Linked DNA regions of Homo sapiens: region 2 is linked to region 1. The links are chromatin loops, found by intact Hi-C in ENCODE. Cell type or tissue: heart left ventricle. All regions are shown on one strand. Links, peaks and the distances in the headings refer to the core of each region. The heading gives the core; the rest is flanking DNA.

The links. Peaks named below come from ENCODE experiments on the same cell type or tissue, not always from the same donor. Only the 100,000 strongest peaks of a DNase experiment are listed, where the experiment ranks them.
Region 2: it touches region 1 in a loop (2.8-fold over the local background); 14 of 110 quality-filtered maps call a loop at or near these places.

The regions. Positions count from the first base shown.
Region 1 is chr2:158,898,653-158,904,039 of GRCh38, reverse strand. No RefSeq gene overlaps it. Among named protein-coding and RNA genes, the nearest start is that of TANC1, 67 kb to the left of the region's middle. In heart left ventricle, for the core only: a CTCF peak has its summit at 2,582 (motif pointing left); no DNase peak of the experiment used is centred there; H3K4me3 peaks cover 217 bases.
Region 2 is chr2:159,027,728-159,033,114 of GRCh38, reverse strand. The region is part of intron 2 of TANC1 (tetratricopeptide repeat, ankyrin repeat and coiled-coil containing 1); the gene reads right to left. Among named protein-coding and RNA genes, the nearest start is that of TANC1, 62 kb to the right of the region's middle. RefSeq lists an enhancer at 615-3,639. In heart left ventricle, for the core only: no CTCF peak of the experiment used is centred there; DNase peaks (open chromatin) are centred at 1,874 and 2,184; H3K27ac peaks cover 3,767 bases.

The DNA of each region.
Region 1 (5,387 bases), core at 149-5,148:
TAAACTGTTTTCAGGTTTCACAAAGTGCTTCAGTTTTTACATTTAAAGGGCAGACATGATGATCACACTGGAACACCAGTCATCCAGCTACAGAAGTTCTGACTTATTGGACAAGTCTTTTGAACTCTTGACTTGGTGAAAACAGATGACTGGGAAAACAGATTCGTTGGCTCGCATGGTGGAACCTGTATTCTGGAAGTGATCCAGGGCTTACAGTAGTCCAACCAGCCATTTGCTCTGTCTTTTGGTGATATGACACACTGGGGCTCTGTCTATAATGGGATTTATTTGAGCAGCAATGGTGTCCAGTGGAATAGGAAGTTCTGAGGTCTGAGGCGAGATTGAAGAAAACTGATGGGGAAATCAATCCATCGCCAAGAATTGACTAGATTGGCTGGCAACTGTAGGATTTGTAGGTCAAGCAGAAGCAGCTTGGCCCTCTTGGCTCACTATGGCAAACTCTAAATTCCCCAGGGCTGTCAATAAGCTCATGAAATCAATTTGTTTTGTGGCCAGTATTAATTTTTTTATTACCAAAAGAGACTAAATGCTAAGCAACAGTTCAACACCATCGAACTCTTCTTGGCAGGTATAGCAAAACACATAAAATGATTGATGACGTTTTTATATCATTTTGAAGTAGGTATGATTTTTTAAAGGTAAGTTTTTTTTTTTGTTTTAGAGATAGAGTCTCATTCTGTTACCCAGGCTGGAGTGCAGTGGTGCTATCATGGCTCACTGCAGCCTCGACCTCCTGGGCTCAAGCAATCCTCCTGTCTCAGCCTCCCAAATAGCTGGGACTATAGGCATAAGCCACCATGTCCGGCTAAATTTATTTTATTTTATTTTGAGTACAGATGAGGTCTCACTACATTGCCCAGGCTAGGATAAGCTTCTTCATGGAGATAGGAGGATGTAAATCGGACCGTCAGTGCCAAACCATCCTTGCTCAACAACAAGTAAGGCCCTGGCAGCAGAGACCAGCTTAGGGAGAATACAGATGCTAGCTTTAATCTGTGGAAGTCTATCCAGAAATAAACAAGGGATGACACCTTGTACACAATCACAGAAGAAACTTGAAGTTTTTGAATGATCCAAAAGAAATATTCACTTTCAACAAGAAAGCGAGTTTTAAAGGGGCACCAATTGTTTGCATTGTCTTTAAAGGAAGATTAAATTCTCCACTTAACTGCATATCCAGTTTGGTTTTCAGGTAGAGGCAAAGCTTTAAAACTGTGGTGAGCAGTATGTGGCCAGGAGCCTTGCCAGCTTTGGGAAGAACCAGAAAATGCAATTCCATGTTGCCATTTCTCTCTCTCTCTCCTTTTTTTTTTTGAGACAAAGTCTTACTCTGTCACCCAGTCTGGAGTGCAGTGGTGCGATCTCAGCTCATAGAAACCTCCGCCTCCCAGATTCAAGCGATTCTCCTGCCTCAGCCTACCAAGTAGCTGGAATTATAGACACACGCCACCACACTCGGCTAATTTTTGTATTTTTAGTAGAGATAGGGTTTCGCTAAGTTGGCCAGGCTGGTCTCGAACTCCTGACCTCAAGTAATCCAACTGCCCTGGCCTCCCAAAGTGCTGGGATTACAGGCATGAGCCACCCCATAGGGCCGCTGTTTCTCAAATGTGCCTTAAGGTAAACAATCAATGACAAAATACCAGTGCCAAGTTTTTATTCCAAGTCTAACAATAATATCATTAGTAATTATAAAAAGAATATTAAAATAGTACTAACAAAAGCATATATTTTACCAAGTGTCAAGCATTGTGCTAATTGCTTATGTGCATTTACTCTTCAACCATGGGACTAATATTGCTAGCTCCACTTTACAGATGAGAAAACTGAGGCCAAGAAAAGTAAATCTGCCCAAATTTGGAGCATGCTCACTATGTGCTATGCAGTCACTGTTCTAATTGAATGATCATAGATACTGTTATTACCATTATTTTACAGATGCTGAAACAGAGGTTAAACACTTTCCCATGGTCACACGGCTGTTAAGAGTCGAGGTAACATTCAAACCTAGTCACTCCAGTCCTACACTCTGAGCACTTCATGTCTAAATTTGTCTAACCAGTTAAATATACACATTTCTCATGGAATTTGGTAACGGTATTTTTTTTTTTTTTTTGAGATGGAGTCTGGCTCTGTCGCCCAGGCTGGAGTGCAGTGGCACAATCTCTGCTCACTGCAAGCTCCGCCTCCCGGGTTCACGCCATTCTCCTGCTTCAGCCTCCCGAATAGCTGGAACTACAGGCGCCCGCCACCTCGCCCGGGTAATTTTTTTTGTATTTTTAGTAGAGACGGAGTTTCACCGTGTTAGCCAGGATGGTCTCGATTTCCTGACCTCGTGATCCAACCGCCTCGGCCTCCCAAAGTGCTGGGATTACAGGTGTGAGCCACCGCGCCTGGCCGGTAACGGTATTTTTATTTTGAGTTTTTATAAAGTGGGGCCTAAATTGTTTTGCCTACACTGGTCATTCTAACCAAATGGCTGTTTATCACTGCAGCACTTAGTCTCAGGAATGTGCTGCCGCCAACTGGATGCTTGGGCTTTTTTTCTGGTCTATACTACCCTCTAGTGGTTGATAGAAAAATTCGATGATAGGCTATTTAATGACAAAGAGAGAAATAGAATGCTGTCCACTAATGAGGACTCCTTTTAAGCATAAGGGTAAGACATGAACCTGCATGTAATAGTATTTGTACTTTTTGTATCTTTTGATTGAGAAAAATACATAAAGACTAAAAGATTCTATGAATTTAGTACCTCATTTATGTGAACGTGTATTTTTATTTTTATTAATCTCAATAGTATACACATACATAAGAAACAAGGTGATATATATCTTTGTGTGTGTATATATACATATGTGCTATATACATGTGTTATACAATATATGTGTTTTATACATATATATGTATGTATGTATGTATATAACATACACCTTATTTGTTTAGCTATAGACAATGCCTGGAGTGCATTGATGGATTTAGAAGCCCCCAAATTAGACTTCCCTCAAACTTCTTTGGCTAGATTTTCAACAAATACCCACTCCTAAACCATTACAGGCAAGGAGAAATTAACTCAAAATTTTAGATTAATTAGTATATTCTCCTGAATTGGGCATAGTCCCCTGGCCTGAGAGGTGGAGATGTGAAGATAATTGGGATTGTCTTTTTTTTTTTTGAGAGAGTCTCACTGTGTCACCCAGGCTGGAGTGCAGTGGCGCAATCTTGGCTCACTGCAACCTCTGCTTCCTGGGTTCAAGCGAGCTTTGTGCCTCAGCCTCCTGAGCAGCTGGGATTACAGGCTGGTGCTGTCCCCATCACGCCCAGCTAATTTTTGTATTTCAGTTTCACCATGTTGGCCAGGCCAGGCTGGTCTGAAACTTCTGACCTCAAGTGATCTGCCCACCTCGGCCTCCCAAAGTGCTGGGATTACAGGCACGAGCCACCGTGCCCGGCCGGGATGGTCTGGACAAGGAAGAAGTCCTGCTGCAGGGGTGGCTGCAGTCTTACCCGAGTCTCCCTCCTGGGCGACCTCAGGAGGTGGGGGACTGGGGGCAGGCCCATGGGAGCATCCTCCCTGTGCAGGCACTAAGGTGGGCATTACCTGAAGGAAACTGAAAAACAATAGTAAAACTAACTAAAAGGTGGCCTGTGCTTTATTATCACCATCAAACAGTGATTCTAAACAGCAATGATAAACTAATTCTCCCTGAACATTTTTCATTTAAGTTCTAAACAAGGACTTTGCTTTCTTTCCATTTTTAACTATGTATGCTTCCAATTAGCACGTTTTCATTATATATCCTTTCACAAACATTCTGTTCTACGTCATGGAAGTCAATTTGGAGAATTTCCAGTTACGCAGTTGGCCTATGACATATGCAGCTACAAGCATTTGTTTCAGGAGTAAGTTCATGATAAATTGTAACTATCAGACCTCAGATTGGGCACAGTTCTACCATGTATTTCTGAGTCTAAAGTGTACATTTGAAATGATCAGTGATAATACAGTGATAGTAAAGACAAAGAAACAGAGCTTGGGTAACTTTAATTCTGTCATTCTACGTGACTTCACAAACATATTAACAAACAGCCAGAATCAACCTAGAACAGTGTACAGTGAAATTGTTTACTGCAGATGGGTACATAGACTTCAAGAAGACCATTAACTCTGCAAAAACAAAATATAAGGAAATGGACATTTCAAAGAAAAATGTCAGGAGAAACAACAAAAGATGCAGGCCTTACATGGCCAGAAGAAATCAAAAAGACAATTTTGAATGCCTGAGTTATTTTCAGCAAGAACTGGACATTCATTCTAAAATAAAGGATCAAATACGATGAACATTTACTATCACTCAGCCACTTTCTCTGATTTTTGCAAAAGAATAACTTGAGAAGTTTTAACTAAATGCAGAAGAAATTTATCATGAATTTCCTGGTGAGGATACTTGAGGGAATTTTTTTTTCACTGCAGAGATGTTTGAAAACTGCTATAATTCATCCTCAAGAAATTACATGGACTGTATTACAATCTCAGATTGACTTTGACATGGAATTTTTATGAATCAATCTCACCTTGATGCTTAAGTTTTTTCTTAACTATTTGTGTTTCTTAACTATTTGTGTTTTTCTTAACTATTTGTGCTTTTCAAAATTAAAGTAATTAAAATATTATTTGTTTAATATGAATGAAGAAGTTTGATTTTCACAGTTCTTGACAAATTTGTAGAAGGCTTGAAAATAGAAACCATAATCCTATTCATTAGTGCAACAGACCAAATGTACGTATGTGTTTGCCTTCTTTTTTTTTATTTTTGAGACAGAGTCTTGCTTTGTTGCCCAGGCTGGAGGCAGTGGTGTAATCACTGCTCACTGAAGCCTTGACCTCCTGGGCTCAAGTGATCCTTTCACCTCAGCCTCCTGAGTAGCTGGGACTACAGAGGCATACCACCACACCCAGCTATTTTTTTTTTTTTTTAGAGATGGGGTCTCACTATGTTGCCCAGGTTGTTCTCCAACTCCTGGGCTCAAGTGATTCTTCCATCTCGACCTCCTAAAGTGATGGGATTACCTCTGTGAGCCACAATGCCTGGCTTGCCTTTTTTTTTTTTTTTTTTTTACATGATTGTGTTTTAAAGGTATCAATCCATTACATGTTTCCCTTTTTGTCCTGTATACTTTTTTATTAAAAAATTTAAAAATTGACTCGATTATATTGTTGGCTGCTGTGGAGGTTACGATCTTGATGAAATCTTAATAGCAGGGAAGCCAGAGGTGGGGATATTTATGAGGTTTCTGGGGTCTATGTTTAAGGTGGGTCTTTCAATGTCAGGCTTGACTGAGATGGGACAAAGTTCATAATAGTT
Region 2 (5,387 bases), core at 169-5,168, 130 kb before region 1:
GCTCCATGACATCCCACTGAACCTTTTGCAGGGCTCAGTATATTTAGGCTGTACAAACAGTGGCTGACGGACCGGCCAAGGCTTGCTCAGCCCTGGGTCTTCCTCCGTTGAGCTTCTTCTCATTTTCCCTGAGAAAACTTTCACTCTTTCCATAACAAAATTGATTCAGGCAAGAGTAGGAGGAAAAAAGGGGGAGGCCTATCAAAGACAGAAGTCATATGCTGCAACCTCAACTTATCCAGAAAACACCAAGAACCAAGATGCAAATAAGTCTTCAAAGCTGCCAAAATCTGGGGCTCAGTTCATGCACAATGCAGAAGGGAACTCCTAACCCCCACACCAACCCCCAACACCTCTTCACAGGCTCTCCCTCAGAGCCCTCCCACTGTCTTTCAGATTCAATTCTAACAGGAGAGAATATGTGGTTTCCCAGACTGTTGTAAGTTAAGAGAATGGAGGGACAGTGTTAGATCTGGGCACAATGACAGCCCTGAGAAGCTGCGACTGACAGGAGAGAATCTGTAAAATTCGAAACAGTAGATTACAGGCTGTTATATTTTAACAGCCTTTCAATCCCCAAATGCATGCAAGGACGCCAAAAAAAAAGCATTTTAAAGCAGCACAATTCTTGGCTCTGAAAGGTGACCCTGGGCACCAAGAAAAGGTTACTTTGCTCACAGTGTGTCTCTGCCACTATATCCAGGAGAGATATCCACATGGCTAACCTCAGTCCACAAGATCCAAATGTCCTCAAAAATAGGAATGGGGACTGTATCCAACTGCAATGTGCTGTCTCTGTGTGGTCTCTAACACCAACGGAAACCAGGACAGGCTTTCTCAAAAGCACTGCCATTCTGATCTGGAATATTCCATCTGAGTACTCTCCCATTCATTATTCTCATCCATCTTTTCTTACGGTATCTGTGAGTAAAGCTCCTCACCAGATTATAAACTTCTTTGAGCAGATGGACTATGCCTTTGTATTAATGACACGCCCCCTATCTCCTCCTAAGTCACCAATGAAGCCTTCTGAATCTTTGCCAGTTCAATCTGCCCCAGATACCCCAGGGCCATATGACCTTAGGGAAGAAGGTATTTGAATGAGAGTGTTTTTAAACAGCCTAAGCGTTTCTGTAGTCTCTAAAGGTATTAAGTTTTCAACTTTCTTAAAGATGATAAAATTGGTTTAAATGTTAGGATTCTGTGATCAATAAGGCAAGCTTCAGTTGACTTTGGAATCTAATCTGTATGACATACAGAGCCAAGGAATAAATTCTGTACTGTTATGCATGCCCATGTGAACCACAGAGGCTAGGGTGAGTTTTCCCTTGCTCTAAAGCAACCTCACCTCACATATCTTTAATCATTCATCTACTCAGAATGGATTATTGGGTGACTTCATATTTATTTCTTTTTTCCAAAGCTCAGCTTTCTGATTTATATATTTATTTCTCGATAAGTAATAGCACTCAAAAGCACCAATTTGCTTCAGGCTTGGTAAAGAGTACTTTCATGAATTTAACTGACAGTTCTGTAATATAGGGTTATAATTTACACTTGGGAAAAATTGAGGAATTTGTTTTGTCTAAATTGAATTTAAAACTACATCCACTTCCAGATTCACATAAGTAATTCTCAGTTTTCAAGCTCATGATTGAATATGTACCTTACACCCTAAGACCCATTCACTTGCAAGCAGGCTGAAATGACCTACCAGGACACTAAAAACCTCTCTATTTAGGTCTAGGCTGTCAGGACATCCAGGCCTGGCCTGTTGTTTTCAGTGTCCATGGCCCTTCCTTCCCCACAGCTGAAGCCTCTTAACCCTTGCCCCCACACTCCCCTTGCTGGCTCAACCCAGCGGGAATTTCTAAGATAGAGATTTAAATAGCTCTGGCTAAGTTGCTCTTGCTGCTTAACAGGCAGGCCCTGACCTTGTATCCAGTAACTTGGCTTTCTTGCTCCTGCATTCCACAGGCCTAAATCACCCTCTAGCTCAGTTCTGATAAGGAGCCTGAGACCCTCTCTGGATAATCTGCTGCTAACTCCTCAGGGGCTGAGGAGCTGCCTTGCTCTTGGCAATCTTCCAGGGGACTGGAGGTCACTCTGACTCCATATGGCCAGAGAAGGTCTGGGGACATGGGTGCCTGTGTCAGGCTACTCATATACCCTGAGCCACCAGCCCTGAAGACCTCAGCCCCTTCCTCCTGACACCTGGACTCCCTCCCAGCTGCAGTGGCTGGATCTGCTGCCCCCAACTCTGAGATGGGGGTTCCAAGCCCAGTGCCTCCGGATGCATTAGGAAATGACTCATCACAAAAAGCTGAGGGTCCTCTGGCCAGAACACAAGTCATGAGATCTTGATCTTAGCTGTCAAAAAATGTCAAAAACAAAACCCCAACAACAAACTGAGAAAACAGGATCTCTCTTTTCCTGGAGAATTCAACACCCCTATGTTGGCTTTGAGTATGCTGAAGCCACTGAATCCTCTTTTACTAGTTCTAAGGCGAAAACTGAGGAAAATCAGAGAAATGGCTACAACTGTGTCTTCTCTGAATAGAGGAGAATCAGAGAGCTTCTTATCAACCACTTCAAAGCTAACATCCATGATTATTGAAATTACAACTATGAAATAACTTCTGTCCTAGGAAATCAAGTCATCTTCTAAAAGAAAAATAAATGTGTATGTGCATTTTTATCAATATACTTTAAAGATCCAGACAAAAACCCTAGCTGGTTAAAGTGTACTACACTTTAGAATAACATAAAAAACAGCAACCTTCATTTTCTGGTCAAAGATTATTTTTGTAATACCTAGTAATTTCTACAAAATTCTAGCATTTTTTGCTTTCTACCACCATTCCGTAGAAAGACATTCCCCCCTTGGCTTTATATCTTTGCTTTTTGATCTTGTTAACAATCCAGAAAATTCCAACCTTGCAATTTTTTTTTTCACCCCGGGAAGGAATAACACACAGTCACTTAAAAACCAAAAGCAGTGTCAACACTTCTCAATGACACAGCTGCTGTGAGTGACCAGTGAATAAAAGGGTTTTTGTGGGGAAATGTTGACTTCTCTCCAAAATAATTCTCAGTGTTATTGAAGACATGATCAAAAATAGTAGAGGCTGGGTACAGTGGCTCACACCTATAATCCCAGCACTTTGGGAGGTCAAAGCAGGAGGACTGCTTGAGAACAGGAGTTCAAGACCAGCCTGGACAAGATGGCAAGACCCCATATCGCTATGTTAAAAATACAGGCATGGTGGCACATACGTGTAGACCTAGCTACTTGGGAAGCTGAGGCAGGAGGATCACTTGAGACTAGGAGTTCAAAACTAGCCTGGGCAACACAGACCTCACCTCTACACAAAATTTTTAAAATTAACTGGGTGTGGTGGCAAGCACCTATAGTCTTAGCTACTCAGGAGACTGACGTGGGAGGACTGCTTGAGCCCAGGAGTCCAAGATTATAGTGAACTATGATTGTGCCACTGCACTCCAGCCTGGTTGACAGAGCAAGACTGTCTCTAAAAAATAATTATAAGGCATTAGTTAAGCAAGAAATACTAAGTACTTATGATAAACCACAGTGAAAATACTCAAACTATATGGACACTTGGTTTCAAAAGAGGGTGCCTAGACAGGAAAGAACCCACTCTGTATGCCATGCATTACATGGAACAATGCACATGTTCCATATTACAAACCTTTACTTAAAAAGTGAGGCATACGATCCAACAATCTCATTTCTGGGTATTTATCCAAAAGAACTGAAGTCAGGATCCCAAAGAGCTATTTTCACTCCCATGTTCATTGCAGCATTATTCACAATAACCAAAGTGTAGAAGCATCCTAAATATTCACTAACAGATAAATGGATAAACAAAATGTGATATATACACATAATGGATCATTCCGCCATAAAAAAAGGAAATCCTGATACATGCTACCACATGAATGAAACTTGAAGACATCACACAAGAGAAATAAAACAGTCACAGAAGGATAAACAGCACACGATTCCACTCTTATGAGGTATATAAAGTAGTCAAACTCTGCTAGGCACTGTGGCTCACACCTGTAATCCCAACACTTTGGGAGTCTGACTTGGGAGGACCACTTGAGGCCATGAGTTCAAGACCAGCCTGGGCAACATAGCAAGATCCTCATCTCTATAAAAAAATCTACAAATTAGCTGTGTATAGCAGCACATGCCTATAGTCTCAGCTGCTTGAGAGGATCACTTGAGCACAGGAGTTTGAACTTACAGTGAGCTACACTCAAGCCACTGCATCTAGACTGGGCAACAGAGTGAGAGACCCTATCTCAACAATAATAATCATAATTAATTAATTAATAATCAAACTCATAGAAGCAGAGCAGAATGGTGAATGCCAGGAGCTTGGGGAGAGAGGAAAATGGAGAATTGTTGAAAGAATATAAAGTTTCAGTCACAGAGGATGAAATACTTCTAGAAATCAGCTGTATAACATTGTGTTTATAAGTTAACAACACTGTACACTTAAAATTTTGTTAGGAGTTAGATCTCATGTGTTTTGTTTTGTAACCACAATTTTTTAAAATATGAGGATACAAACTCAAGGATTCAGATTACATTAGCTTCAAAGTTCTTGTCCTTTCTACTGTTTCATTTTGTCTACACACAAGAGAAGTATAAACAGTAAAGAATAGGCCCGACATGATGGCTCACACCTGTAATCCCAGCACTTTGGGAGGCCAAGGCGGGCAAATCACTTGAGGTCAGAAGTTCGAGACCAGCTTGGCCAACATGGTGAAACCCCGTCTCTACTAAAAACACAAAAATTAGCCAAGTGTGGTGGTGTGTGCCTATAATCCCAGCTACTTGGGATGCTAAGGCAGGAGAATCCCTGGAATCTAGGAGATAGAGGTTGCAGTGAGGTGAGATTGCACCATTGCACTCCAGCCTAGGCAACAAGAGTGAGACTCCGTATCAAGAAAAAAAAAGCAATTAGCATATACTATGGTTTGAATGTGTCCCCCAACTTTCATGTGTTGGCAACGTAATCCCCAAATTCATATGTGGAGTGGAGGTGAGGCCTTTGGGAGGAAATAAGGATGAGATGAGGTCATCGGGATGGGGCTCCCATGATAGTACTGGCGGCTTGAAAAAAGAGGAGAGACTTGAACTGACATGCACGCTCTTGCCCTCTCGCTGCGTGATACCTTCTACCACGTTATGAAGCAGGAAGAAGACCCTCATTTGAAGCTAAGCAGATGCCAGCACCATGCTCCTGGACTTCACAGCCTCCAGAACTGTGAGAAATAATTTTCCCTTTTTTATAAATTATGCAGAAGGTGGCATTCAGTTATAGCAAGAGACGGACTAAGACTGAAAATTGGTA